3 separate regions of the Homo sapiens genome follow, and all the other regions are linked to region 1. A link is a loop called in an ENCODE intact Hi-C map of the cell type or tissue named here. Cell type or tissue: B cell. All regions are shown on one strand. Links, peaks and the distances in the headings refer to the core of each region. The heading gives the core; the rest is flanking DNA.

Region 1 (9,972 bases), core at 3,278-8,277:
GGGGACCTGACTACATCTAAACAAACCTTCTCATCATTTCCAGAACAAAGGACTGTTACCTTCCCAGGCATGCCCTCTCGACTGCTTCAGACTCTGGCTGTACCAGCTCCACTCACCACATAATAAAACTCTTGGGGTATGAAGGAGGATGCACACCACCCTGTCTTGGCTCCAACTGGCCACTTCCTGGAAACTCTGGGATTAGGTGGCTGGCCACTTTCTTTGCAGGGCTCCTAATGTGTCACCAGCCACAGTTGTTGGTGCTTAGGTAACTGAGGGAGCTGTCTTCAGTTCAGACTTCTTAAAGACCCCATTTCATGTTACATAACCCTCAACCTATAATCCCTGCTTTCCCATTTCCTGTTTCCTTTCTCTCCATAGCATTAATCAGCATTTTGATACACAATATATAGCAAAACGTATAGCTTACTTTAGGAGTAAGCTCCTTGAGGTTTTAGTCTGCTTTGCTTGAGCAGTGTCTGGTAGGTGCTCAGTGACTGCCTGCTGAATGCATGACTGGAATGACCACGACCTTGAACATCAGCACCAGAGTACACATACCGAGGTGTTGGGAGGACCAGGAATTCTTGTTCTCTTCTGTCACAGGGCTCAGCTGTCAAAGATTTCCAAACCTCCTCCATCTTAGCCACAGCAATAAAGGGTCTACAAGTTCATTCTCGGCACTGCACTGGGCACCATGGGAAATGCAAACCCTTCAGGCAGCTTAGTATCCCAGCTTGTCTCTGAGCCATCACCCCCGGAAAACGAACTGTTCCTCTTGCAAGCCCTCATTATGCCCTTATACCCGCAGCATAGAGCTCTGTGTTCTCCATCTGTCTCCATTCTTCCCAGACATGAGCCTGTCTCACTCATCTTCACATCCCCAGTGCCCAGCACAGTGCGGAGAAGCTATGAAGGGTGTGATAAATATTTGATGCATAAATGAATACCTGGGATCCCACATGCAGAGAAAGCCAGCCCCTTCTGAATTAATTATGTGACTCAGACACTAGAGGATGATGAGTTTATTTCCTTTATTATGATTAATACTTTTTTTCCCAAAGAGTTTTTCAATTCTGAGATTTAAGTTTTATATATTGTAAATATCAAGATATCCTTTATGAAACAATATTCTTTCCAAAAGACAGCATAAATTTTGGAGTAAAACTGATGACTATGTTTCCTTTTTCTAGACTTTAAATATCTCCTTTTACTTAGGGCTGATTTTAAAATCATGTGGATTTAAAAATTTATGTGGAAGTGTTTTGTGACATTGAAAATAAGAGTCTGTGAAGAAAAGCTGATGCTGCCATTACGATCTCTTTGTATCTGGAATAATTAACTTTTGTTTATTACAAAAACCTTTTTTAAAAATAGGCAATAAATTAATTGTGCAGTTCATCTTGGATTTAGGAGAAGTTGATTCTATGGTTTTTTTTTTCTTTCTTTTTGTAGAGACAGAGTCTTTCTCTGTCACTGGACTGCAGTGGTGCAATCATAGCTCACTGCAGCCCCTAACTCCTGGGCTCAAGCAATCCTCCTGCCTCAGCCTCTCAAGTAGCTGGGATTACAGGTGTGAGCTACCATGCCCAACAAGAAGGTGATTCTTAAAAAAGAGAAAATAATACACAGAGAAAAAGTAAAACAGTTATTGTCTTCACATCAATAAAAAGGGAGACTGAGCATTTCCTAAGTGGAACTATTTATAGCTTATACCAAGCTTTAAACTATACTAGATATTTAGTTGATTATATTTCCCAACTCTAATTATTAAAATTAATTTAATCAGTGTGGGAAGAAAATTTAAGAGGGAAAAATAAATCTGCTTTATGATTTTCAAAGTTAGTTTTCTACACTGATCGATGTATGAATAAGTGCTCAGGTGCCAATTCATTTCCTGCCATGGAGATACTGTGCTTTCTGAGTTTTAGAGAGTTAAACTCCAGAAGGCAATAGTGGTTCTATCTGTTGTGCCTGCCTACCCAACATTCATTACCCCATTTTTCTGCTCACAGCCTTTTGATTTTCTTTAGGGGAGCCACCTCTCACTCCACTTTCAGTTCATGACGCTAGGAATAGTTATGTGACCTGGGCTTGGCCAATCAGGGCTTGGTTCAGAGATGGGTACATTACCAAAGCTAAGCCAATGTGAGCCTGACTGGGATTTTGCAGGCACTATTAAGAAAGAGATTCTTTGCCCTTTGGTATGCTGATGCTTGGAGCTTCTACCTGAGAGTGAAACTAACACAAAGAAAGCTGACAGATGGTAAATTCAACTCATACTGCAACTTGGATGTGCCAATAAAATGTAATTTCTCTAGTTTGTCCATAACCAGTCTGGTCCTTCACTAGTTAGGGTTTAAATCTTGATTCAATCCAATAATTCAATATCCCCATTGAGAACATGCTCGCTTTCTCAGATGGCTTCCTCTTTCTCCTTCCCCTCCTATAAAGATGCCATCTGGATGCATGGCCAATATTCAACAGGTACATGGCATTATGGCTGCCCTCATTGATAAAATACTAAAGTATGCATGGAGCAGTTGGTAAACAGGTTCTGCCCTGAGGTCCCTGCTCCTCATAATCCATCAACTAAAGGGTTAACTCTGGACATAGTAAGACATCTCCATTTATACTCCTCAGCGCCTGAGCCTGTAAGGATTTTTAAATGTTTTGATCGTCATCCAGGTAGGGTGTGCTGGGGTGGAGGTAGTATGGTGGTGTGTGTCTTTTCTGTGTCCTCATGGTGTTGAGAGGAAGGGAACTTTTGTCCTTGTACTGGTCCTTGAGCATAGCTGCCTTGTATGTGATTATTTTGAGACAACATCCACTTTTTGTCTGTCCTGGGTGCACTGCAAGCCTCTGATGTGGGGGTCTGTGGATGGGGAGCTTGTGTCCATCTGAGGTGATCTGAAGCAGTGCTCCCAAAGGTGTTTCCTGACTGGCTTAGCTCCTTCTCTGCTTTTCCTGCTGCTACAGACTCCGACTTCTGTCCATGACTTCCTATCAACCCTGGTCCCAGGGGTCTCCTCGGCAGCCCAAACCACTGAGTCACCTCACTACAATGATCACCTCTGGCAAGCTGGCTACAGGCTTTCTGCTATGTCTGGGTAGAATCTAGCCTTCCCAGGGACCTGACAGAGCTTGAAAAGTCCATAGCAGGGCCTGCTGCTACCCGACCAACACTGGGCTCTTCCTCTCATAATTCTGGAGGGGGCGTGGGGGAACGATCTCCCTCTGCCTTTGTGGTTAAGCTTTACTTTTCCAATACAATCTCTCCACTCAGGCCTCTTGTTTATTCTGCTACTTCTGTCCTCTGATAATCCCCACTTTCTCCTGGTCTAGACCTTTCGAATATAAAACCCTAAGGTTTAGTCTACCAAGCTCAGTTCTTGACCCTCTGAAGAGGAAGGTAATGGAATGTACAGGATATTTTCTCAAGGTAAGGGCTTGAATTACATGGCTATTGCCTTGCTACAAAATTTATTTTTGAATGCCAGAAGCTGAGTGTTATGTTTTCTTTCTCTTTGCATACTTTCTGGAAAGAACTTTCATTTCTTCCTAGGCAGATAAATGCCTAGAGTAGACTAAGTTCATATGCTTTGAAAGGCAAAAGAGAAAACTACATTGATAATTTCAAAACATTATGCCTATCATACATGACAACACCTTTAAAGCACCTGAAATCTAACTGGGCCTAAAGCCAGTCTACCCAGTTTTTAGCAAACCCATGGATCCCGTGGTTAGAGCTGGGTTTCAGTCACTTGCTACCCATAGTCCTGACTGACATGGTAATAACAGTATCCATTTCACATTATTTGAATAGCACTGGGCACAGCTCCACATGCAAATGGGTCTGATTAAATGCATTTGATGGTAAGATTACTGCCAGGGTTAGATCCTGACACAGATAAACCTTGCTTAAAGAGCTCCCCAAGTCCATTTCTAAACCTCCCATGTACGTTTCTTCCTTTCCAGTGGTAGAAAAAAAATAACCAAGGAAGAGGATCCCTTCCTTTGGGTTATCTGGGGCCAGAATCCCCTCTTCTGTCACTCACCCTGTGGTGGTGCTGGGGGTTGTACTGAGACTCCAAGTTATTTCTCCTTGCTGACCCCTCCTGCTTCCCCTTTCCTATAAGCTCGTTCCAGTTTCCCATAGTTGCAAAAACAAAACACAACAAATAAAACAAAACGACAATGAATAAAGGAAACTCTCCCTGCCTCCCCTTTTAGCTGTAACTTCCCCCTCCCTGCCTAACCAACTCTCTTGAAGCAGTGGTTTATACCCACTACCCCTGCCTCTTCTCTTCTTTGACTCCATTTTGCTTCTAACCTAGTGTGATTTTGTTTCTGCCCTCACATCCCCACTAAAACCAATGTCTCACAAGTAATCAATGACTTCCTCATTGTCAAATACAACAGACATATTCCGGTGCTCATTTGCTTCACATCTCGGTGGCATTTCCCACTCCTGACTACGTCTTCAACCTGGAGAGTCTTGATGTGAACTGCTTGATGCCACTTTTTTCTGGTTTTCTTTCCATTTCTCCATCTGTTCCTCAGGATCTCTTATTTGATCCTTAGGATCTGGTATCTGTCAGGTTTGGGTTTCATGCTTTCATAGTCTTTTCATTCTGCCTGCTCTTCTGGGCCATCCCAGCCCTGCCTTGGCTTCAGTGACCATCTTTAAGTTGACTGTTCCCCAGTGGGCACCTCCAGGCCTCTCTCCTGTGCTTGGAACTCATGTTCCTAACTCTTCCTGGAGGTCTCCACCTGGATGTCCTACAGCCACCTCAAACCCATGTTCAAAACATGCCATCTTCCTCTCAGGTCCATTTCTGTTCCTCTACTTGCAATCACAGTAAATGGTATCAACATCCATGAAGCTGCACAAAGAACCCGAGAATCCTCCCGGATTTCTATTTCCTTTCCCCTTTCCCTGCCTACTGAGGCAGAACCTTGTACCTGGCAGTATATCAGATATCCACCCAGAGTAGTGTGTATGAGTGGATGAATGAACTATGGTGCTACAGAACACCATGGCTCCAACTTGAGTCTGAAACTTGATGTCATTTTGCCTTTCACAGTTTTTCACTGCTTCTTCTTTAATATGAGGGAGTCCACCTAGATGATCTTCAGCTCTGAGATCTATGATCCACACTACTCCAATGTGACACCTTAGTCACTTATCCACTTAACTCCATTCCTTTTTCTTGTGCCTATCACACCTAGGTAAAGGGGAGGGGAACCCCTATGATAAAATGGGACTTAAAACTTAAATTATGCCAGATTACAGAACATATTTTCCCTGGTAAGAGGTCCCAATGTCTCTCTGCAGCCACCTACCTTGAGTCACCGTGAGAACTGGAAAGGGAAACAGGAAGAGTGCATGGGAAGGGCGGGAGAAGCTGAAGGAGAGATTAACAGAAGCCATTTCCTCCTTTCCCTGTCATGCCAGATCCTCTGTCTGTGTGAGTCTCCCCAAGCGCTGCACACGGGAAAGCACCTTCCCTCTTGTTCCTCATGACTTCTGTCTGGAAACGAGTACCGTGACTGTCTCCTGAACGCCTACGTGCCTAGCACTTTCTACTTCTCAAAACATTGCACGAATATTTATTTGAGAGCCTTCCATGCGCAGGCACTGTGCTAAACAATGTGCACCTTATCTCATTTAAATCCCACGACCCTAGCCTATTTTTATCTCCGTTTTGCAGACCAGAAAGCTAGGGCATGGAGCGGTTAACTGCTTCACTAAGGCCATCCAACTAGTAGTGTGGTTCTGGAAATCATCATATCAAACCCAGGTCTGTCTGATTCTATGCCCAAATCCAGGGCAGCCGTGGCTACACTGCTTCTGACGTATTCGTGGTTATCTTTCGCTGCCACTCAAGACACTGAGTACACAGTATCTAGGCTTTTGATAAGTGCTCATTGAAGAAGTGCTTAAACCATGTCAATACGAGCTGGATCTGGTCCCAGCTGCCAGAAGCCAGAAATGCAGCTTTGGGCCTTTCCCATCACCTCTTTGGGCCTCAATTTCCTCATCTGTAAACGGGAGGCATTATGCAAATGCCCTCGAAGGAGGCTGTGCCTTTAACATTCTGTGGCTCTGTTCTCATGGCGCAGTGTCCCCAACGTGCTGCCAAGAAACTGCACTGACGGCAGGACCCAGCAGCTCAGCTCTCCTACGCGGCCCCAGCGGCACGGCTGACGCATGCGCCCTCGCCCTCCATCCTCCGCCCTCGCGCCCCTTGCCTGGCGCGGAGGCAGCTCTTTTCTGCGCACGCGCAGGCCCTCGCCGCCGCCTGACCGCTGGATTGCCTCGCTCCAGGAGGGCGCGGCTGCCTCCCCCGACGCTGGGGAAATCAGTGCTCTCGACAGGGATAGGGGTCTGCCTGCCAGGAGCCATTCGGGGCCCACGGGGGAGCCGCCTGGCCCTCGTTAGGCAAGGTCCCTGGGAAAGCTGCCCCCCACAGGAGAGCGTGTTCCCGCCCGCGCGCTGGACGTGCCGGGGAGCACAGAGAGGCTCTTCCCGCTCGCAGCACAGATGGAAACGCTCTCGCTCTGCGGCCTGGGCTGGGAGGCAGGGGAGGGCCCCAGAGCCCTGCCAGCCCGCAAAGCTGGGAGGATTTTCCTCTCAAAAACGATACCGCTGATTAAACTGAAAACTTCTAAGGTCACGGAGGACGTTTATCCGGGCTGGGGCGGGGAATGGGAGGGCTGGAGGCGTCACCTGATGTTATAAGCTACTAAAAGGCAGCGGACTCTGGCCGGGAGGCAGGCGCTTCATTGCAGCTTAGGGATGAATACATAAACCTGGGCGGCTATTTTTACACTGGCTGAAACAGAGAGCGTGTGTGTGGCAGGGGAGAGGACGCAAGCAGCCCTCCCCCATTCATCCCCTGATCTTCCCCTTCCATCTGGAGAGTTACTCCTCAGAACCGAAGCATTTTTATTTTTATTTTTTGAAATCAGGGAAGGGAAAAGGAATGCAGATCAAAACGTTTCCTAAATGGTAAAAATAAATGAGATAGCAGCATTCTGAATTCTCACGCCTTGGTACTCTCAGTCCTTCCTCCCCTTGTGTGCAGTCTTTTGAAGTCCAAGGTTGTCGGTCTGAGTTTGTCTTTTCCTGCTCAGGAAACATGGAATGGCTTCTGCAAGGTTTGGGCCTGCAGAGAGCTGGAGGAGACAGAGAAAAGAGGAGACTTTTTGCCAAAAATGCATTCTCGATCCCGGCGTGTGCCTGTGCACTGTTGAGTGTGACTTTGTTCTGTTAGGACTTAAAAGAAAGCTCTGCTTCTTTAAATAGGAATTTTCAGACCATGATAAGCACTGAGAAAGCAGAAGATTGTCCAGGAAGGGTGATTGCTTTGAATTTTCACCTGATTTAGACCCACTGAAGCCATTGCCTGTGCTTTCTTGTCAGAATAAATTTGGAGCTGAACTCACCATACCCAAGAGGGAGGCGTGCTCGGGGTAGGGCTGTGAGCTGTATGGGGAATTCTTGCTGACATCAAATCGTTTCAGATCACTCAATTTACTTTGATTTCGTTCAACGTCATTTCATTTTCTTTCCAAGTCCTCTAAGAAGTCTGGAAAAGGAGACACTGAAAATAATTGCAAAACTTAAGGCATGAAATGAAATATCTCCTAAAATTAAAGTAAGGTTGTAGAGGTTCACCATCTTAAGGATTTGTATAGATGACCTTTTAGCAATTTTTCATTTGAGAATTATGGAACTACAAACACACACACACACACACACCAAAACCCCGCAAAAAGGAAACTTCATTAGGAAGGGAAGGTTACCTGCAAAGCTCTTCATTCAATGTGTCATTTCTAAGATTCACTAGATTGGAATGAGGATATAGAGTGGGAATGTGTGGGGTGGGCAAGAAGCAGGGCATAGGGGGAGTTTTAAATTTGTTTCATCCATGACTAATGTCTCCAACAATGGGGAATAAAACAAATTTTGCCTTTTGTAAAGGGAAATTGAAATTCAAAGTTGTGGAGGAACATTCCTACCCTGGGAGTCTTGACAGCCTCCTAGGGTCCAGCACAGCTGGGCTCTTAGAAATTCACCTACTTCTTCCAAAGGCAGGTCAAAAGAAGGTTGCTTTATTGAGATAGTACAAATCAAGGACTCCTTCATAGCAGAAAACCCCCAAACACCTCTACTATTTGTGTGCCAGTAACTTCCAGCCAAGTTTGAGGAAAGCCCCAGATTATCATTATTATTGTTTGTTTTCATATATGTTTGTTTATTCTGTTTTGCTTTTTAAAACGTAGCAGAACTTGTACGTCCAAATGTATGCACACCCTGAGAAAACTTTCAAACCACTGTTTAAAAAGTGGGAGCAGGACCATTACCTTATGTCCCAGAGGACAATTCTAGGCTAGCCCCCTTTTCTATCCCTAACAAGCTTAAAGACAGTATATCTCACCTGTGGGCAGGCCACTCCCTGTCCCCAGTTTCCTTCACTGGCCTGTCACTCTGTATCCATAGCAACTTAACTCAGGTCTGAAAATCAGGAAACCTGGATCGTGAAGAGGTTAGGTCTCCTGAGAGATTAAAATCAATAATCTGTCTTTTTAGATATTCTGTCAAGAGATTACATTTATTTTTAAGAAGCAACATCTAAGCTATCCGAGTTCAAAAATCACTTTCTTTTTTGTAATATAGCACAGGAGAAAGAGTTCCGGAAGTGGCAACTTAATTTGTATCTAATTTCAGCAAAATAATTGCACACAGCTTCCAGCTTGAATGAGCAGTGAGGTATAGCTCCAAGTAGTTACTTATTTTAGTAGCACTCTCTCAGGATGAATGCTAGCTATTTTCAGTTGCATGTGGGAAAACCAAAGGCGCTGCCAAGCTGTGGCAAGTTGGCATCATGTGTGAGCTGTCAACCAGGATACTTACTTTCACTCAGATTCATTTCTAACTTGCAGTTGGCGTGTGACCTTTTTCTTTATTCAATTTGGGGTCCTGAGCACTTCCTTTCTCTGCCGCCCTACCTTCCCACCGATCTCTACCCCCACAGGCAGCTTTTGGCTGAATCCATTTAATAATAACAGTGTGAGTGCCAAGTGGGTTGTATAAAATCCTTAGGGAGAGCTGTGAAATGAAGCACATTGTTCTTCAGGGCTCCTAGGGACCAGAATGTACCCATCAACAAAAACTAATATGCAATAAAATTATATGTCTTTCTCTATAATTTATGCAGAGTGGGATAATGCTGCAATGAGGCCATAAATAGCTCTTGGTATATGCCGTAGGCAGCCTCTAAAACAGCCCCCAGTAATCATCACTTCCTGGTATTCTCTGTCTCATGTAACCTCTTCTTCAGCGTGGGCTGGATGGACCTGGTGCTTGGCTTTAAACAAATTGAATACAGCAAAAGTGATGGGATGTCACTTCCAAGATTGGGTTACAAAAAGTCTCTCTCTAAGCCAACTGCCATGTTGGGACCTGCCCCGTGGAGAGGCCTATGTGGCAAGGAACTGATGTCTCCAGCCAGCAGCCACAGGAGTGAACCTGGAAGTTCACCCTCCTTTGGTAGAACTTTGAGTTGCCTTTGGTCCTGGCTGACACCTTGATTACAGCCTGTGAGACCCTGAGCCAGAGGACTGCTAAGTTACAACTGTGTTCCTGACCCATGAAAACTATACGATAACACATGTTGACTGTTTTAAGCGTCTCAGTTTTGGGGTCATTTGCTATGCAGCAATAGAAAACTAACACAGTATATTCCCTAAAGCAGACAGACCCTCCTGCTCCAGTAACCCCACCAGAATTCTGTCTCCAGACTTACCTCCTGCTACAGCCTCTCTATCACCCCTGGGGACACTTTTGGGGCACATCTTACTCTCAGGTGTCTTTTTAGGAGCTATTTCTTTTGCTGAAACAACCAGCCACCTCTTCTTCACAAGATAAATTCCTGCTCATCCCTTGACACCTGGATCAGATGT
Region 2 (9,972 bases), core at 2,057-7,056, 110 kb after region 1:
AGTAATAAAAGTATATTTTATATCCATATATGTTTAAAAGCAATAGAACTAGATTTTATAGTCTTCATATTTTTCATTATTTCAGGGAGGTGTTCCCTTAATTAATCTAGATATTATAGTACTTAAAAATAAAATTTGTAGAAAATTTCATCAAGCTCTCAGAGCATCATTAAAGCTCTACCTCTTTAGCAAACGCTACTGGTTACCTTCTGAACATTCACTACAGCTTATTTCCTGCCCATCAGAGTTCCAATTATTATTTGTTCTAAGGATAAATCTTGCTTGGTCTAAGGTAATTGTAGCAGCCCTGTTCCCCTTGCCAGTGGTTCACTTAGGAGAGGATATGTAAAGGGTTCTAGACAAGGAAATATAAGGAGAATGCTGTTTGGTGGCATCTGATAATTCTTTTTTCTCACTTCTAAAAAGACACTAGAAAACCATCCCTTCCTGCCTGCAGGCACCATATCCAAATGAGGCCTCTAGAGTGGAGGAACTGCAGCCATCTTGCGATTATAGGGACCTGACTTAGCTTTGGGTTGAAGCCAGTGCTGAGGGCAGCAGGATGGAGACAGAAAGAACATCAAGATCCTTGGGGATATTGCTGAGACTCTTATCAACTAAAACTGACATTATCCTACCTCTGTTACTTGCAGCCCAAAGCATTCTGATAAAATCTCTATTTTTAAATACATAACAACGTTCTTTTAAACCTTGGAAAATATTTTCTTAAAAATCTTGGAAAAAGAACCCCAGTTTCACCCATTTATAAATTGCTTCTTCCTTTTATTGTCAAAATTCACAAAACTTATATCCAAATATTTAAAAATCTTTAAACAACACAAAGAATTAACTTACAGGTGACAAACATTCCTATTCCCAGCCCCCACAAAGAATAAGGATTAAAAATGGAAGAAACCTGATTTCATAGCATATTCCAATTTCTGGAAGTCCAAAGAGGTTTGAGTGTGCACAGGAAATCTTGAGTTTACTAACAAATTGTATTAATATATCAAATTTTTTGAATGAACTGTTTTGACTTCAAACTTATCATTACAAAAATGGCGAAGCCACACATTTGACTCTAGCCTCACCTCCTGACCTCTGAGCAACCTGAGGCTTTAAGCAGTCCCAGGCTTTGATCCTAAATGCCCATACTCCTCAACTTAATCCTAGCAGTAAAGGAGAGTAGATAGAGTATAGATGGAAGAGCTAGAGACAGGTAGCATAGAGAAAGGTCTCCAGCACTTGGAGCCATTTAAGTGGCTCTATCTTTCCTAATTCGCATTTCTAAAAATGGGCATCATCTCCATTTTTTAATTGTTAAGAAGGTCTTGTACGTGTAGGAAACATTAGTTTTATAAACTGATAAAACATCATCAGCATTTCTGCAATTATACAGTAACTTCCTACAGATAATTAGTTTGATGGACTTTAGTGGTGTATTTCTCCCTGCATCTCCAGTCTACCCTGACTCTCACCATTTCTCAGCACAAGTTATGTTAAAATTATAATAAACAAAAATACCACAAAGCATGTGTTAATATTAAATGGGCAGGCTCCATGCACAGTCATTCATTGCTTTACAACAGGGGTACATTCCAAGAAATGTGTCATTACGCAATTTTGTCATTGTGTGAACATCCTTGAGTGTACACAAACCAAGATGGAATAACCTACTACACACGTAGGCTATACGATATAGCCTATTGTTCCTAGGCTACAAACCTATACAGAATGCTAATGTATTGAATAGTGTAGGTAATTGTAACACAATGGTAAGTATTTGCATATCTAAACATATCTGACCATAGAAAAGGTACAGTAAATATACGGTATTATAATCTTATAGGACCATCTTTGTATACATGGTCTGTCACTGACCAAAATGTCATTATGCAGAACATGAATATACACAGAATTCTGTGCCAACTTATTCTGTAAAATATCAATTCATGTCACTACCAGTAAGTTTATTCCTTTTCTTCACTATGCTCATTTCTATGTTAAGCTTCTTTCCTAACTTTCTAAGACTCCACTATATATGCTAAGTCTTGGTATGCCCACAAATTCCCTCTTAGCTTAGTTGTGTGCTAACACCACCTCCCTATGCCTAGACTGTGCCCTCTTCACTCCAAGAAGCAATCATCACACAGTAGCTGGGGCCTGACTAGACTGCTTTCCACAAGAGATATCCACATGGCCAAACCCCTCCTTGATGTTATTAGAGGGACAGCAACAACGATTTTTTTTTTTCTAGCAACCATCACCTTGTTTCTTTTCATGATTTAAAACAATCTCCCAAAAAGTTACTTCCTGGGCCTAGGGGGTCTTCTAAGGACCCCCGTCCACCAATTCCTTCAACCCCAGCCATCTACACAGACACCTGAACTACTATACTTACTGTACTATTAACCACAGTGTTATAAAGTATGAATATTTTATTTTCCTTTTCAGAAACAAACTATTTTGTTACAAATAATCCAAGTATACATTAATTTGATAGGGTATTTTTGGTATTTGTTCCTTCTTGTGTTCAGTATTTTATTAAACACATTGATTTTAGGAGTAGTTCATGGTCAACACAAACATTTGGTTGCTAAGCATTCTAAATATTTATGTTTTTATGAGGTTCATCCTCCTAAAATATAGGAACTGAAAATCATATATATCATAAAGTAAAAGAATCTACTTACTTTTCAAAGATTATATACATACTATTTTAGTATTATAATTATAGATATACTATGTTTATGCTATAATTTTTGAAATTTCTGAAATAAAAGTAATTTTTACTTATTTATTCATTTTGAGACAGGGTCTCACTCTGTCGCCCAGGCTGGAGTGTAGTGGCATGATCATGGTTCACTGTAGCTTCAACTTTCTAGGCTTAGGTGATCTTCCCAGTTCAGCCTCCCGAGTAGCTGGGACTACAGGAGTGTGCCAACACGCATGGATAATTTTTGTATTTTTTTGTGGAGACAAAGTTTCTCCGTGTTGCCCAGGCTGAAAATTAATTTTTAAAAGAAATAGTGTTCTTGATTTTACATCATTTTCTTATCACGTGTTTTCCAATATTTCTTTCTCACTTATATCAAGCATAAGTACTTCAGCATTTCAAAGCTACTCAACTCTCTCTTTGAAGCTAAAATTAGTAATTTTGAGATACAAGTTCAATATTGTTTCTTGTGGAGAGATAATAAAGAAACAAAGATAAGAAAAAAGTTCAAAGACTATTTCACATTAAGTTACTGCATTTGAACTATCAGGGAAAGCTTTAATATATGGATAAGTAAGTTTCTTATTGAGAGAAAGAAATCCTCCATGTATTTAAAAATATTTACAGGTTCTTCAATATATAATCTAGGCCAGTAAAGTGGGCAAGAAAAGCAGCAGTAAACTATTACCCACACCAGTAAATCACTGCCAAAAGAATCACAGAGAACACACCAGGGTCTTTATAATTCTTGTCATTTCTTCCTAATTCTTGCCATTTTGTAACACATCTACAGAGCACTGTTATAAGTTGTTTAATATTCTCCATCTTACATAAGCATTTCTTTATAGTTGTCCATCTCTGTCACCGCCTTCTGAAGTTTTAATCCAAGTGCCTCTACTAGACATTGTAAATCTGAAATGACACAATGTATTTCATCTGATTAGTACATTTTAAGTGTCCAGATATTTTCATAGAGTAAACCATATTCTTTTGTTGCTAGTCAGCTCCTGAAGAATAAGGCAGCTGCTTATTCCACTTTGCCTGTATGTCCATATGCAACTTATCATTGCCTACTCAGCCCTCCCTATCCTAACACCCCACAGACTTAATGGGTTTTGACAGGCCCAATTTGTTGGCCTCTTTCTGCCCCCACCACCATGCTGATTTTCAAACAGCTAATAGGCTAAATTTTACTAATGTTTTCAAAGGAAATGTATGTAGCTGACAAACATAAGAATTTCTGATCACGTGTCTTGTTTCTAAAACACATGATTGCCTGAGCTCACTTTTGTGGTCTGGAACTGTGAAGCATGGCTGAGTCTTCCTGCTAGAACTAAAACAGACAAATCATGTTCCAGGCTCATAGTAAAGAACGTGTTAACTCTGGGTAGCATCTAAAAGGCATTTTAGTGACTTTCAAAACCAAGAGAATACAAGCAGGAAACTGGCTTCCATAGAGTCTTTAACTGGAGAATGTAAGCAGTATTTGAGGATTATTATTCAAGCAGCCCTGTCTAACAAGTGTGTGAATGCAGAACTGAAACCATAGCAGAAAGAACAAATGGCTTGAATTATCTAAGTCCTTCCATTGTCCTGTGTGTGGAAACTGTGATCTGAACCCCAGCCCCAGTGACAGCCCTTGCTGGTACGCTTTTTGAGAATAAGTTATAATGGAAAACAAACTGATAGACTGGTTGGTGTCTCCAGAAAAAAAATGTTCAAAACACTGGAGTTGTAAAATTTCTATGTTCCATCTGTTCAGGTGTTTCAGTGACATATTTTAATAGTAAACTTTAAAATCTTTATGCATCCATATAAATACATAAAACTATATAAATCGGCATTCTTAACTTTATTTTACAAAGAGTTAGTTCCTTAAATTAGAAAATAAATTCACTCTAAACAAATGTTTTAATTAGCATTTACCAGACATTTGTATAAACCTTTGTTTATCCAGTGCTTTTACATACATTAATTTTTGTTTCTTAGTTTACATGTTTTCTTGTTCTTATTACATTAACTTTATCTATCTCTAAGAATAGTTTGCTTAGCATCTCTAAAAAAAGTTCTCATTTTTTAGGTCACCCATGGTAAGGAGAGGGAGGATTAGAGAGTACCTGCTACTGACCATATGGAAGTTTTGGATGATATAAATTCAGAGGATCAGACCAGCTGAATCAAAATTAAAATGTACATGTAAAAAGTGTGATAGATAATGGTGGGAGTATAGAGAAAGAGCCAGGTGAGTAGGGAGTCATGTTGAGGTGGGAGACAAAGGCATTCAGACTAGCATGTGGCGTTTCCTGTAGAAGGCAAGATGGTCAGAACAGAAGCTGTGGTTACAGTCCAGGCACCAAAAAGATTTGACTCCAGTATGTTTTCAGAAATGTCTTATTTATCAGACAGAGCAAACTTCCATATGCATCCATCCCATGTACATTTGTAGGGTTTATCTCCTGTGTGTGTTCTTCTGTATGATTTCACGTGGAAACTTTTAGTGTATACTTTGTTGCATATGTCATAATCACATCTGTGTATCCTCTGCTTCCTTTGAGTTATCCACCAATTCCATCAGTAAAGGTCTCTTCCCAGGCTGCACTATGACCTAAGGGAGATTCTCTTGCAACAATGCTTGTTGCAAGGGGTGGGCACTGAGTTCATTAAGGGGGGGTGACATTTCTTCAGGATAATAATCTGTCCTCTGTTGTTTGATCACAGGTTCAATTTTTTTTCCTATGCTATAGGCTTCTTATATGATTCAATTACAGGTACTTGCATGCTACTATTTGAATTCTCCATTTCCTCCAACAAGGAAACAATGAGAGGCTGCTGGAGGTAACTCATTTACATAAAGGGGACAGACCATACCACCACCAGGCAGGATCCCTAGGCTCTGTATTCTGTGCCAGGAGAAGGCAGCTGCCATCACCGGTGGCATGGAGAGTGGCACGCCAAAGGGCTGCATGCCCAGAGAAGAGAGTGAGTATTTTTCATCATGGGCTGGAAGAAGGCATGCTCAGCTCTGGAGAGGCTCTCCAGTTCAAGGATGGGAACTTCAGAGAGGAAGAATTCCCAGCCAAACGGGTGAACTCCACTTGTTTACTGTGAGGTCCACTGGCTCCATCTGTATTCCATGCAATAAGCCTTCCCGGGTCTGAAAAAACTTATTAGGTAATGGTGTAGAGTAGATGACCCATACTTGTTAGGTTTTATTGATTTCATATAATTTCATGTATAGTCACAACTACCAAGAAAACTCTAAGGATTAGAGTAATTAACTTATCAAGGTCACTCAGCTAGTTAGATCCTATAATTCAAACTCAGGTCTGCCTGATCCTAAAGTTCTTATATCTCTCACACTTGAAATATAAACTCTTGAGATATAAAAGCTGCAAGAGAATATGATATTGTCCATAAGAGTGTGGTAAGTGTGGCTACAAATCTGTTACCATATTCCCAGAATCCTTAAAGAGGTATACTTAAGACAAATGAAAAGAATTACTTAACAATGAAATATGCAGTAAACTGGTAGAATTTCTAACTCCAAAAGGTGGTTTAGATTTTAGTTTTAGAAAGCTTAAATATATATTATAGTTAATAAAAATATTAATAAAATTATGGTGTTACTGTGACTGATTCCATGAGAAGATTTCATCAGAGAGAACAATCACACCTTACTATTAAATGGCCCCTGGTGCTTTTGTCAGGATATGATCCTAAACTAGATGAAGCATAGGTCTGAGCCCATATGATAAATTTTATGTTATTACTTCTAAATGCAGCTATAAATTAAAAGGAAGACTTATCTTAAAATGAACTTCAAAGAACTGGTACTTGATATGTAATTTTATGCAGTTAATTCTCAATTACCTGAGAATTAGTAGAATAATAGACAGTAAAAATGGCAGCTAATTCAAAGCTTTGCTCTTCTGAATGAAATATAAACATCCTACTAGTTCACTATAGGTTCTGGTAGACTAGTCTGGTCCTTTTGTTTTTAGAAGCAGAGTGCCCAGTTCCTGTCCTTAATAAATAAAGAAACACCATTAGGATAAGCTGCAGAGAGATTAAGCCACCTGCACAAAACAGCTCCTTCAGTTTCTGAGGCAAGGAGTTGTTAAATAAGTGTATTATTGTTCTGCCCAGTCCTTCTCTATAGTTAAAGAAATTCGACTTTAATTTTCTGTCACTCAGCATGACATTGGATTATGAGGAACAAGGCCCTAAATGCCTACAAAAATAAAGGAAGCATTGGCTTTAAACACCATGCAGATGTAAGGCAGAACCCATGGAAACAATAAAAAATTTACAACAGTAAATTCTACTATGATGTGACTGTGTTCTTTGCAGATATTAAATAAGAAGTAAATGATTTTAAATGAACAAGACAGAAAGAGTTCTTAACCTCTCTTCATATGAAGCCAGCTGTTTGCTGGATAGCATTACACAGGCATCAGATTTGGGATAATCAGTCATTTAAGAGAATCCTGCTATCCCTACAGGTTTCTAGAAACTACAAATATAAAAGGTATTCATAATTAGCTATTTTATAGGCTGATATAAAACTTCATAGTCACTTGGAGGGCACATTAAGTTAGTATAATGTTTGAGAAAACAGTAACTAAAACCTATATAGTGGAAAGTTATTTCAAGCTTAAAACTTACTGGATAAAGGAAACGCAAAACATTTAAAAATCTGGTTCAAAGTGCTATGTGGAGGAAAATGATTCCAGGTTAAAGTAGCATAATGGAAGAACAAGCAGGCAGATGAACTGGCACCCAGAGATCAGGGAAATTTTTTTTTTAATGTAAAATAGAAGGCTGTACTTTTTTATTGTATAGGTAATTGAAGACAAGGAAAAACAAGAACTCAACACTTGTCTGTGACAGGATAGTTTAAAGGTGTCATGCAGGAGCTCTTTAGAGTGCCAGACTGCCTAATTTCAAATCCTGGCTCTGCTTCCTGTTAACTGTTAACTCCAGTTTCATTATCTGTAAAATAGTCACTATCATACAGGACTGTTCTGATAATTAAATTACTTAATGTATGTAAAGAAGGGGAATAGTTGCAGGCACATTGGGAGTAACACGCACATGTTAGCTATTATCATTGGTGGTGGCATGAAGGCTACTCTTCCACTTCTGCCCTGAATCTCATCACTTCTCACCTTGAGGATATGCTGTTTTTGCACTTGGACCTGGTGTCACCAGTAGCTATCTTTGTATGGGGAGGAGTAAAAATGGAAGTGTTAATTGTCTTTTTCTTCTTTAACAATCTATAGTGCAACTATGGCAAAATTTTAAAACTTGTTAACTATGGATGATGGGAACACATACATGTTGTATTATTCTATTTTTCTGTTAGAAAAATTTATAGGTATATTAATTAGAGGGGGGCGTTGCTGGCACGGGTCAAGGATGATAGCATGTTTTGTACTACAGAGTCTAATCAACTCTGTTCTATGTGCCCAAGGTACAAAAGAAAACAAACAAAAAAGGGCAAGAAAGCTTTTTGGAGGGTAGTGGGGAGGAGATAATGTTTGAAACAGCAATTAAAGACACCCCATTTGATTCCATGAATAGGGAGCAGAAAAACTGAATTGCAGCTGGAGGTGAATATGGTAACAAGGAGCGTTGTCAGTTTTGTTTCGTTTTTAATATGGGTGAAACTGAGATGTTCATTTTCATTTGGGAATGATCCATTCTAGAGAGCATTTATGCTTGTGAATTTAATGTATACCTTCTAACCTGCATCTTAACATGTGAAAAAATTATTCGTTTTGAAGGTGTTTTAAAAATTACACAAATCAAGTTAAACTACAAGTCTCATTTTGACTCTTATTCTTTTTAGTCAATATTATGTTTTTTGAGACCTATCCATGTAGCTACATGTAGATATGATTCACTCTGCTCTGACTGATACATAATATTTCATCATGTGCACATACCACATTTTACTTATCCAGTACCATAGTGATAGAACCTAGGTTACCTGAAACCTTGTCACCATAAATAATCCTACAATGAAAGTTTTTTACCCATCTTGTTGTGTACTTATAGGACAATTTGTCTGCAGTATGTCTCCAGGGCGGTATTAGGTATTAAGTATGAGATCATAGGAATACACATAAATACTGCCAAATGGTTCCCAAAATGGAGGCACTAGCTTACATTCCTACTTCACTGAATAAAGGCTCCTGCTTTATAACATTTATTAGAAGCAGCTAATATTCATTAGAAACAGCTATTTTTCTAATTTTTGCCAATATGAAGAATACAAAGTAGTGTCTCTGGTTTAACTTGCAGTTCTCTGCTTCCTTTTGGAGCTGAGCACCTCACCTTATACTTCTTGGCCATTCATGACTCTCCTTTTATGATTTGCCTTTTCCTCAGTCTCTTTTCTATCCATTCCAATTGAGCTTTCTTTTTCACTCCTCCACAGAAACAGCTCTTTTCAAGGTGATGAATGATGGTCTATATTGGCAATTTCAAAATTTAATTCTCTGTTCTTATCGAATTCAAATATTACGCAGCATGTGACCCAGTTATTTTCTCTCTCTTGGCAATATTCTGGCTATCTTCTCAGGTTCTGTTGATTATTCTTAATCTTAGATTCACTCTAAATGCTGGGAAGCACAAGGAGCTCAGCCCCTAGCCCTTTTCTCTAGCTGCATTATCTCCCAAGATAATTTCATCTAGTTTCATGGCTTCGAATAGCATCTATATATGGGTGTCTTCCATCATCATCATCATAGCTAATAAATGTGGAATACTTACTATGTACCAGGTACTATACCCTAAGTGCTTTACACTCATTGAATCATTTCAATGTAAACTTACTAGAATGTAAGTTTCATGAGAACAGGAACCTTATCTGTTATAGTGCTTGAGACATGGAAGTTGATTAAAAAATAATCACTGAAAGAATGAATAAAACTTCGCAGACTTTAGAAATAAGAGTGCCTGCAAATATGTTTAGAATTAAGTGCCTAAGATTAAAATACAGTACATGAAACAAAAAATAGTTCTGCAGTTTTCATTGATATTATCTGGTATGTGTCTTGGCATTAAAATGTAACTTTCTTATTTGTTATTTTATTTCAATAGACACTTATTAAACACCTACTCTATTTGTAGCTAGGTTTCACACTAGTTAGATTCAGTGTACAAATATCATTAAGATATATTTATTTGTCCTTATATAAATAACAAGTGCCTCATTTGGCCTTGGTGAATGAAAAATTAATCTTTTAAAT
Region 3 (9,972 bases), core at 1,585-6,584, 60 kb after region 1:
TTTGGCTTCAAAGCTTCTGTACTACAGCTATGAAAGTCCTAGATGGTACCTTCTTCCAATAGAAGGTTGTTCCATGTACAATGAAAACCTGTTGTTTAATGTAGCTACCTCATAAATGATCTTAGCTAGATCTGGATAACTTACCACAGCTTCGACATGAGCACTTGCTATCTTACCTTATACCTTTATGTTCTGGAAATGGCTTCTTGTCTTGAACCTCATAAACCTACCACTGCTAGCTTCCAATTTTTCTTCTGCAGCTTCCTCATCTCTTTCAGTCTTCATACAATTGGAGAGAGTTAGGGTCTTGCTCTGGATTAGGCTTTGGCTTAAGGGAATATTATGACTGGTTTGATCTTCTACCTAGACCACTCAAACTTTCTCCATATCAGCAAGAAGGCTGTTTTATTTTCTTATCATTCATGTATTCACTGAGGTAGCACTTTTATTGCCTTCAAGAACTTTTCCTTTGCATTCACAACTTGGCTAACTGGAACAAGAGGCTTAGCTTCTGGCTTATCTCAACTTTTGATTTGCTTTCCTTGCTAAGCTTAATCATTTCTGCCTTTTGACTTAAAGTGAGAGATGTGTAATTCTTCCTTTCACTTGAATGCTTAGGAGCCATTGTAGCGTTGTTAATTGGCCTAATTTCAATATTGTTTTTGCCTCAGCAAATAGGGAGTCCTGAGCAGAAGAGAGATGGAGGACTGGCCAGTCAGTGGATTAGTCCGAACACACACAACATTTATCTATTAAGTTTGCTGTCTTATATAGGCACCATTCTTGGCACCCACAAACAAGTGTAATAGTAACATCAAAGATCACTGGTTTTGTGGCCATAACAGATATAATAATAATGAAAGAGTTTAAAATATTGCAAGAATTACCAAACTGTGACACAAAGACATAAAGTGAGCACATGCAGTTGAAAAAATGACACTGAGAGACTTTCTCGACATAGGGGTTGCCACAAACCTTCAATTTGTGGGGAAAAAAAAACCACAGTATCTGTGGAGCACAATAAAGTGACATGCAATAAAACAAGTTATGCCTGCATCTAGTTTCTCCAATTCCTGAGCCTCTCCAGTGTTGTGTCACATAACTAGATTTTCTCCATTTTGAATCCTCCCATCCCCAATCCTCACGGGCATTAGGTTTCAGTATTCTATATGATAAGTTATTTATCTCTTAGACACTTGCTTTCCATTTTTGTAAGCTTTGGCCAATATCTTTTTTATCAAGTGCTAACTCCTCTCCTGTTCTCTTTGTCCTAATGGATTTATTCACTTTTTATTAATTGACTGCCATTTTAGTGGCAATGGAATGAAGTAGAGATAAACATATGTATTCAATTCTCCATGTTTAACCAAGAGCATTATTTTCTATTTTTGAGTATCACTCATCTTCATTGTATGACTACAAGAACTATAGCATTTAAAACTACTGCTCTTTTGGCTCCCTTATGTGTGGTCTTCAAACAACAAAAATATTGAACTATCTGTACTGATTGTCCTTCGGTGATTGTATGTGAGCTGTTTATTTGATTTACCACATTCTTCCTCTGGATCACAACAAGGTCCGTAATAGGGGGTCACACTGTCTTGACTGTACTCACATGGAACCAGTAGGAAGGAAAATGGGCATCAAGAAGCACATGACCCATTTTGACTTGGTTTTATTGATAAGTGTTATTCTCTAACATATTAACTTTCTCTCTCTCTCTCTCTCTCACTCTCTCTCCCTCCCTCCCTCCTTTCCAATCTTTTAATGTATCTTCTCAGGGACTCCTTGTTCACATTTACATTTCTAGCACAGTTTTATTTTCCATTTTCTCTTTTTATTGACCTGCACCCTTTGTTGCTCTGCTTTGCGACCCTTGCTGTTTCTGGGGATGCCCTCCAATAATCCCTGCTCCACTTAGGAAGGCCCATTTTGCCCTTTAGAGGCTTTGGCTTTCCTCTTATCCTTGAGAACTTTCTTCATACAATTAAAAACAAAGTCTACCCATTATTTGGCCTCTTGAAAGAGAACAGGGCTTTCCTCCTCTTAATTAGCCTCCTTATTAGACCATTAATTTATTTTCATTCGAATGGGAATTTGTTTTCCACTTAAATGCAGCTTTATTTCTCCAGAATCTGAGAAATTTCAAGTGTCTGGAATGCATTTTCAAAAAAAGTGGTGCTTTTCACTTTACATGCTATGGCCTCTATTCTTTTTGGCTCATAAATCCTATCCCTTTTATTGGCTCATTTCCTATTTTTATAAGCATATTTTGGACTCTGGCATGCTTAGCCAGAGAAGCAGCCTTAATTATTTACTCTTACAGTTCAGTTCGAATTAGTTAACTTTGAGGTGATATTTTGGTAACTTCTAAAGGAAACTCTAGTCTACCCTCCCCGCTCCCACAAAAGGAAATTGCCCCCCTAAGTATACCCTTAATTGGTTTTCTTTACCTTTGGGATGATCCTTTTCTCCTCTCTAGCAATGATCTGTGATCATTTATATACCAACCCAATGTCTTATGTCTTTCAGTCCACATTTTTTTAAAAAAGCTTTATTCCTAAGTGGCTTCTTTTAAAAACTAATGAGCAGGAAGAGTTCCAACTGCAGCTCCTTTTGTCGATGAAGAAATCCACTCTTCACTTTTAGTCTATTTTCTCTTGCCAAAATCACCTCCCGAAGCCCTGTGATTGGAAGCCTTTAAAACGCCCCCTTAATGATCCTTACTCTCCTGATATTCATATCTTTGTGCAATGATTTCACCTCGAGTGTGGGTTGGACTTACTGATTCATTTGTAATAAATGGAATACAGCAGAAGCACTGGTATGTCTCTTCCGAGATTAGGTTGCAAAAAGACTGTGGCTTCTGTCTTGGCACCTTCTCTCTCTCATTCTCACTCGCTTGCCCTGAGGGAAGTCAGCTGACACACTGAGCTGTTCTATGGAGAGGTCCATGTGGCAAGGAACTGAGGGAAGCCTCTGGCCAAATACATTCTGCCAAAAACCATATAAGTAAGCCTGAAAGCCAATCCCATCCTAGTTGAGCCTCTAGATGAGACTGCAGCCCAGTGGATACCCTGACACCAACCTCATGAGAGAACTTGAGCCTCTAAACCAGAGACACTCAGCTAAGCCATGCTCAGATTCCTGACCCACAGAAGCTATGAGATAATAAATGTTTGTTGTTTGAAGCTGCTAAACTTGGGGGTAATTTGTCACGTAGCAATAGATAACTTATACAGGCTCTTCATGCAAATGTTCGAGCTTTCAGTCTATGCTTTTTTTATGATAAATTCTGTTTAGATCATTCTTTCCTTTGGATATTAATTTAATTACTCATGCAAAGTTTTCTTTAAATTCTTCTTTGAGAGCAGGAAGTGGCAGTTGTCAGTCTTATTCATAATTACATCACCAGTACCTATCTAACACGTGCCTGGCACCCAGATAGATGCTGTTATGGGGTATGGAAGTTTGTCAACTCCAAATCTCATGTTGAAATGTAATCCTCAATGTTGGAGGTGGGGCCTAGTGGGAGGTGTTTGAATCATGGCAGCAGATCCTTCATGAATTGCTTAGCACCATCCCCTTGGTGATGAATGAGTTCTTGCTGTGTTAGTTCATGCGAGATTTGGTTGTTTAAAATAATGTGGCACCTCCCCCCACCTCTCTCTCACCATGTGATGCACTGGCTTCTCCTTCACCTTCCGCCATGATTGTAAGCTTCCTAAGGTCCTCGCCAGAACTATGCTTCCTGTTCAGCCTGCAGAACCATGAGCCAACTAAACCTCTTTTCTTTATAAATTATCCAGTCTCACATATTCCTTTAGACTAAGGCAAGAACAGAGTAACACAGATGCTAATATACATTTACTGAATTTGGCCCTTCCGTCTTTTTCTGTTTGTCCTAGTTTATAAGTTACTCCTCATTTTCTATATTGCCATTTCTTTTGTGAATGAATAGTTAGAAAACCTGCTAGTCTAGTTGCCTCAATCTTTCTGTCCTTTATCCTGCTTCCCTCCTCTAGAGATTCACTACTGCTGTCTCATTTGAGGCAAATCAGCATCACTTCTCTCTTTCTCAGGGTTTCTCTAGCAGAGCTAAGTCCACGTGTGCTCTCCCTCCTTACTCCTGCCTGAACTAGGGGTGCGGCTTCCTTCATTGGGGGGACTGAGCTGCTGTGTAACAACAAGAGAACTTAATCATCTTTTTGTCTTAATTATAATACTAAAAGAAAATTGAGTCCCTGGAGATTATAACTGCTAAGTCTGTGGTCACTGTGAAATACAGAAGCAGAATAATAAGAACTGGGTTTCCCAAAAGAGGAAACATCATATCATAGAGATTCGAATTTGAATCTTGGCTCCACCAAACTGTCTGACCTTATGGAAATTATTCAACCTTCTTCAGTCTCTTCCTCATTTGTAACATGTAAATAATTTCTACTTATAGAGTTGTTTTAGGCATTATTCTTGATCTAGTATTCTATCTACTCCATATTTTATCTTATATTTATAACTTCTTTGTAATAGGTTCACTTCATAATTACATAATTACAATGATTATGTAAACTTTCTATTTTGGCTGATAATTTAAATATAGCAAGACCATGGCATATTTAATTGTTAATAATCGATATTGCTGTTAGCACTTTCCTTTTATGCCTTTACTGATGCCAAACCAACAAAGATATTACTTCTCACCAACATTCAGAATCTTCCTCCATTTACCTTTATTTGCTATACTGTCATCAAAGGGATCAAATATTGTAATGTGATATGATATTGATGATTAGAGAACAGATGAATTGTTTCAGTATTTCTAAACTGCTCAGTAGTTCAGACATAAGACTTTCAAAAATGTTTTCAAATCAAAATAGGTCTACTCCAGTTTGAATGAAAACCATCACTGAAATAATCATACATACATAAGAAAGAAAACCGACGCATGCATATTACCTTATAAGTTTACATTGATAGGAAGTAAAAACCTAAGGTAAAATTGTGTTTAAAAGACATAGTCTAATTTTTTTAAATGTATGCAGAAAGTTCTCTAAAAGTTTATTTGGCAACAATTTAACGTTAAAACAAATAAGACATAAACATATAAAGATTCCTACTCTTAGAGGCTTAAAATAGTTATTTGCAAGAAAGAACTAGGTGCTAAGGAAACTTTTAGAGATTATGTAGTTCACAGGAAAGCCAGGTCTGGAGAGGCTAAGTGACTGCCTAAAGTTAAGGACAGAGCACCAGGATGTGATTAAGGACAGAGCACCAGGATGTGATTTAGGTCAGACTAACATTCCAGGACTCTTTCCATGAAACTAAGCTGCCTTTCACGTTTTTGTTTGTTTGTTGAAAGAACATGTGCTCTTTGATTAATTGCAAAGTTACCACTATCTGCTTCCTACCTCTTCCTGGGACTGGTTAAATTGCTCTATCAGTTGTGTTTGAGCCAGCATTACTCTTTTCAGTTCATCCGACTTCTGTTCCATTTCCTTCCTCAAGTTTTCTGAAACTGAATCATTACTGTCAATTTCCTTCTTCAAGCGAGATTCAAATTCTGCAACCAAATTTTTAAGATTTTCAATTTCTTTTTCCTTTGAATTAGATTCTTCAGTGTACCGAATATGGGATTTGTGAAGTTTTTCTTTAAGAGTGGTCACTTCCTGCCTTAGATCTCTTGTAGCGCCTGTGATTAAGTCAGATATCTGTAAGATAAATCTCATATTAGCTTGTAGGCGATAGTTTCTAGGTAACCACAGAATTCTTATGGTTTTTAAGAGGTTTATTTTCATTAATCAGTGTACTCACTTGATCAGATGAAACCAAACCCATGATGTGCAGGCCTTCAAGATTTTCTTTTTAAAAGACTAAAACATTTATTTTTCTACTTAAAACAGTATCACATTAATCACTTGGGCACTTTTGGAAATATATAAATTTCTGTGACTATATTAAGCTACAAAGGATAGCACAAGTCTTTTTTTTTGAGACAGGGTCTTGCTCTGTTGCCAAGGCTGGAGCACAGTGGTGCAGTGGTGTAATCATGGCTCTCAGCAGCCTTGACCTCCTGCGCTCAAACGATCCTACCAATTCAGCCTCTCCAGTAGCTGGATCACAGACTCATGCCACCACCCCTGGCTAATTTTTTATTTTTTGTAGAGATGGTGTCTCTCTGTGTTACCATGGCTGGTCTTAAACTCCTGGGCTCAAGCAATCCTCCTGCCTCAGCCTCCCAAAGTGCTGGGATTACAGCTGTGAGCCACTGTGCCCAGCCTCAGCTCAAGTCTTGACAAGTAGATCAGGGGACTGTCTGGACCTAACTAGGTTGGCTTTGGGATCTCAAAATGCCTGATTTTGGGGGAATGCAAGGAGGAGAGCACTAGAGTTATACTTTACCCTAACTGTACCAATAAATTTTTCTTTAACATAATTTTTTTTTCTTTTTTGTATATAATGGCTGGAGGAACTCCAGATACTATGCCTTCCAGAACAGTACTGCCCAACAGAGCTTTCTGTGGTGTTAGAGATATTCTATGCTATCCAATATGGTAGTCACTAGCCACATGTGACTACTGACGGTGCTGGTAAATGTTTAACAACTGACTCTCAAATTTAAAAAAAAAAAAGCAAGATTTGTATGTAATTTCCATGGTGTAAATACTCTAACCATAGCTCTCAAAAAAGAGTATTGACTATTGAGCACCTGAAATATGACTAATGTGACCAAGGAACTGAATTTAAATTGTATTTAATTTTAATTAATTTAATGGAAACTTTTGCAGCCACATGTGGCTATCATGACGGACAGCACAGTTGTAGAAAACACTTGAATATTCTGAAAATGTATTGCTTCTCAAGGTGGTTCCTCTAGATAAATGAATGAGAGAATAACTTGGAGAAGCTTTTCCTGATGGCATGAAAGTCTTTAGAAGGGAAAAGTCCTCTTGTTTTCTTTCTCCTTAAGAAACAAAACAACGAAACAAGAGCTGCTTCTAATGAAACATATCTTTATTACTTATGCTCAATTATTGTCATGTTATAAATATTAGCACAACAAGAAACTAGCCCACTAAGAATCTGGAAAACATTCACAGACCAAGGTTCCAAGGACTTTGTGAACTGTTACATAAAAAGAGTTATGTATCCAAAATTTGTTTCAAATGTTAAATTTACAGAAAGAATAACTTGTGTGAGAAGTCTCTTCACCATAGTTCATAATTTTATAAATTAATATTCTATTATCTTCAATTAATCCAAGAGGGAAGAAGGCCACTGTCAGGTCTGCACAGTGGTTTTCATCACCCAGAGGAGAGCTGACACTGAAAGTATCTTTGGGAGAGGAGGTTCACATAACCACAAATATGTTTTTATTTTTTAAAAGGCAGTCAACATTTAAAGATCAGGAGGTTTCACTTACAAAATCTTGATTTAAAAATCAGGATTTATGACTTCTCTTAAGAAACTGTAACATTTGGCAAGTTCCAGCTTGCCTGTCTGCATTCTCCTGCTGATGGGATCCTGAACCACCCAGGGCTGCAACAGCAGTCACAGAGTGAGAGGAAGAAGAAAGGGGGAGACTCGGTGGAGCCTGGGGCATCAGGAGCCAGGAAGCAAGAGGTGAGAACCCTCTAGGGGAGGCAGAACCTTGGGGGAGCCAAGGCTCTAAGCTTGTGGCACATGCTCCATTGCCACAGTAGGATTTCACTTACAAAACAGAAGTTCAAAGATAAAATCACTAAGATTTTTTTTTTTCTTTTAGAGAAGGAGTCTCACTTTGTTGCCCAGTCTGGAGTGCAATGGTATGATCATAGCTCACAGAAGCTTTGAACTCCTGGGTTCAAGTGAACCTCTTGTATCAGCCTCCCAAGTAGCCAGGGTATACACTGGTATGAACATACTACAGGTATGAACCGTCACACTAGGCTAATTAAGTCTTTTTTTTTTTTAATAGAGACAGTCTTGCTATGTTGTCCAGGCTGGTATTGAATTCCTGGCCTCAAGTGATCCTCTTGCTTGGGCCTCTCAAAGTGCTAGGATTATAGGCATGAGCCACCATGCCCAGTTAGATTATTAAGAATTTCAAGGTAGTATCTGCAAAGCAATAAATCCAAAGCATGAAGCCTTTCTGAGTGTGGGACCATGTGCTATTGCACTGGTTGTACACATGTAGCTGGTGCTGCCTGTTGTTCACAATGGACTACTGAAATGGATGTACCATACCTCCTGTACACAAATGTAGAAGCCATTAGGTCTTGTCTGATGCTTAATTAACACAGACTCTTAATGCATGTATTCAAAATGTTATTTCCCCACTAGGTCTTGATTAATACACATACACACACACACACACATACACACTCTACACTCAAGTCCTATAAAAACAGGAAAACCTTAACAAAACCTTTAGTATTTAGAACATACTGTTTAAGAAATTTAGGGAGGTGTAATTACATTTTAAAAATATTTCTCTTCATTCAGAAATGTTGAGAATGAAAAATATTTGCAATTAAAGGGTATATGCTTTAGTGGTTGGGAAAATTTTAATTATATAAAACACCTCATTATCTTTCAATGTTGGATATTTGAGGTGTTGAAATATCTAGCCGTACTAATTTTTAGTCATATAATTTATGATGTTTAAAAAATAAGTTTATTCCAGTAGAAAAAATCCATACATAGCTGGATTACATGCTTGTATAACTTATCTCAGTTATCCATTCTGGAGAATTAGCCAAACCGTCTTACCTGCATAGCTAAAACCAAGACACAGTGACCATGAGTGAAAGCTACTGGAATTATAAATACTGTAGTGTTCTAAGGCGAAATATACAACATCTGCAGTTTCAAATCTATTAAATAATGATGAACATCATAATTACAGACCTTCATTTGTAGTTCCTCTTGTTCTTTCTTATACTTTTGGATTACATCTTGGTGTTTTTCTTTTTCAATATCAAGTTGCAATTTTGTTTCTTCCTTAAAGAGAAGAGCTTGCTCTTCAAATTCAACCAAGTGTTGGGCCCTTTCCTTGGCAAGTTCTGCTTCAATCTAGAAATGGCATTTAAAGCACATGTAAAACTATTTTTACCTTAAAATAAGTACATTAAGCTTATTTTCAAACTCTAAGTTTTAAAATGTTCTGACATTAAATTTTTAATTAAACTATTTTAAAAATTCTAGTGTTCAAAAAAAAGTGTGACTTAGAACTTGGGCCAGAAAAATTGACCTTGTGCCAAATATTCCACCACCTTCTAAGACCTGAAAAATTAGTAGAGGAGTTACAACTATATGACAGTTTTCAGAAATACTAAAAGCTTAATTACTTGCTCATTTATACTGTGAACTCAGTCCTTGCCAGCAACTCAGAAAATTGAAGTTTTTGTTTTTAAGCAGATTTTGAGGGCCTTAGACTAAGTTCTGCTTAAAACTCAGAGGGAACACAAAGGACAAATGTTGATTTTTCAAGTGGCCCTTTCTTGATGGAGGTCATAGAAGTTTTGAAGTCACAGATTGTCATTTTAATGTGACTAAAGTGGGAAGGATGATTAAAGGAAAAGAGTCAGTAATGTCCGTACAGATGGTCCCCAACTTGCAATGGTTCGACTTATGATTTTTCGATTTTATAATGGAGAGAAAGCAATATGCGTTTTCAGTAGAGACTATACTTCAACTTTTGAATTCTGATCTTTTCCTGGGCCGTTGATATGAAGTATGATACTCTCTTGGGATGTTAGGCAGTGTCAGTGGGCCACAGCTCCCAGTCATCCATGTGATCATGAGGGCAAACAGCTGATACTGTACAGTGTATGTACTGTGTTGCCAGTATTTTTTAGATATTGTGTTTTCACATTCCATCATGTCTACAGATTACCCATTTTTGACTTACAATACCTTCAATTTATGATGGGTTTATCAGGATGTAACCCCACTGAAAGGTGAAGAGCATCTGTATCCATACTTTGACTCAGA

The links. Hi-C counts contacts between places; a loop is a spot of excess contacts. Peaks named below come from ENCODE experiments on the same cell type or tissue, not always from the same donor. Only the 100,000 strongest peaks of a DNase experiment are listed, where the experiment ranks them.
Region 2: it touches region 1 in a loop (10-fold over the local background); 2 of 110 quality-filtered maps call a loop at or near these places.
Region 3: it touches region 1 in a loop (5-fold over the local background); 3 of 110 quality-filtered maps call a loop at or near these places.

What each region holds. Positions count from the first base shown.
Region 1 is chr3:157,085,497-157,095,468 of GRCh38, reverse strand. The region is part of intron 3 of LINC00880 (long intergenic non-protein coding RNA 880); the gene reads left to right. It overlaps LINC02029 (long intergenic non-protein coding RNA 2029), which reads right to left. Exons shown (of 3, transcript NR_135546.1): 2 at 7,453-7,610; 3 at 6,922-7,182. LINC00881 (long intergenic non-protein coding RNA 881) reads right to left here and starts at 5,588. Exons shown (of 3, transcript NR_034008.1): 1 at 5,347-5,588. RefSeq lists an enhancer at 5,184-5,283 and a silencer at 6,244-6,293. In B cell, for the core only: no CTCF peak of the experiment used is centred there; DNase peaks (open chromatin) are centred at 5,548 and 6,218; H3K4me3 peaks cover 1,890 bases; H3K27ac peaks cover 2,149 bases.
Region 2 is chr3:156,972,850-156,982,821 of GRCh38, reverse strand. It overlaps LEKR1 (leucine, glutamate and lysine rich 1), which reads right to left. Exons shown (of 13, transcript NM_001004316.3): 7 at 3,547-3,628. It also overlaps the pseudogene KLF3P2. Among named protein-coding and RNA genes, the nearest start is that of LINC02029, 100 kb to the left of the region's middle. RefSeq lists an enhancer at 4,048-4,177. In B cell, for the core only: no CTCF peak of the experiment used is centred there; a DNase peak (open chromatin) is centred at 4,111; H3K4me3 peaks cover 1,676 bases; H3K27ac peaks cover 2,423 bases.
Region 3 is chr3:157,023,839-157,033,810 of GRCh38, reverse strand. LEKR1 (leucine, glutamate and lysine rich 1) reads right to left here. Exons shown (of 13, transcript NM_001004316.3): 11 at 8,887-9,051; 12 at 5,409-5,708. Among named protein-coding and RNA genes, the nearest start is that of LINC02029, 53 kb to the left of the region's middle. In B cell, for the core only: no CTCF peak of the experiment used is centred there; a DNase peak (open chromatin) is centred at 4,200; H3K27ac peaks cover 562 bases.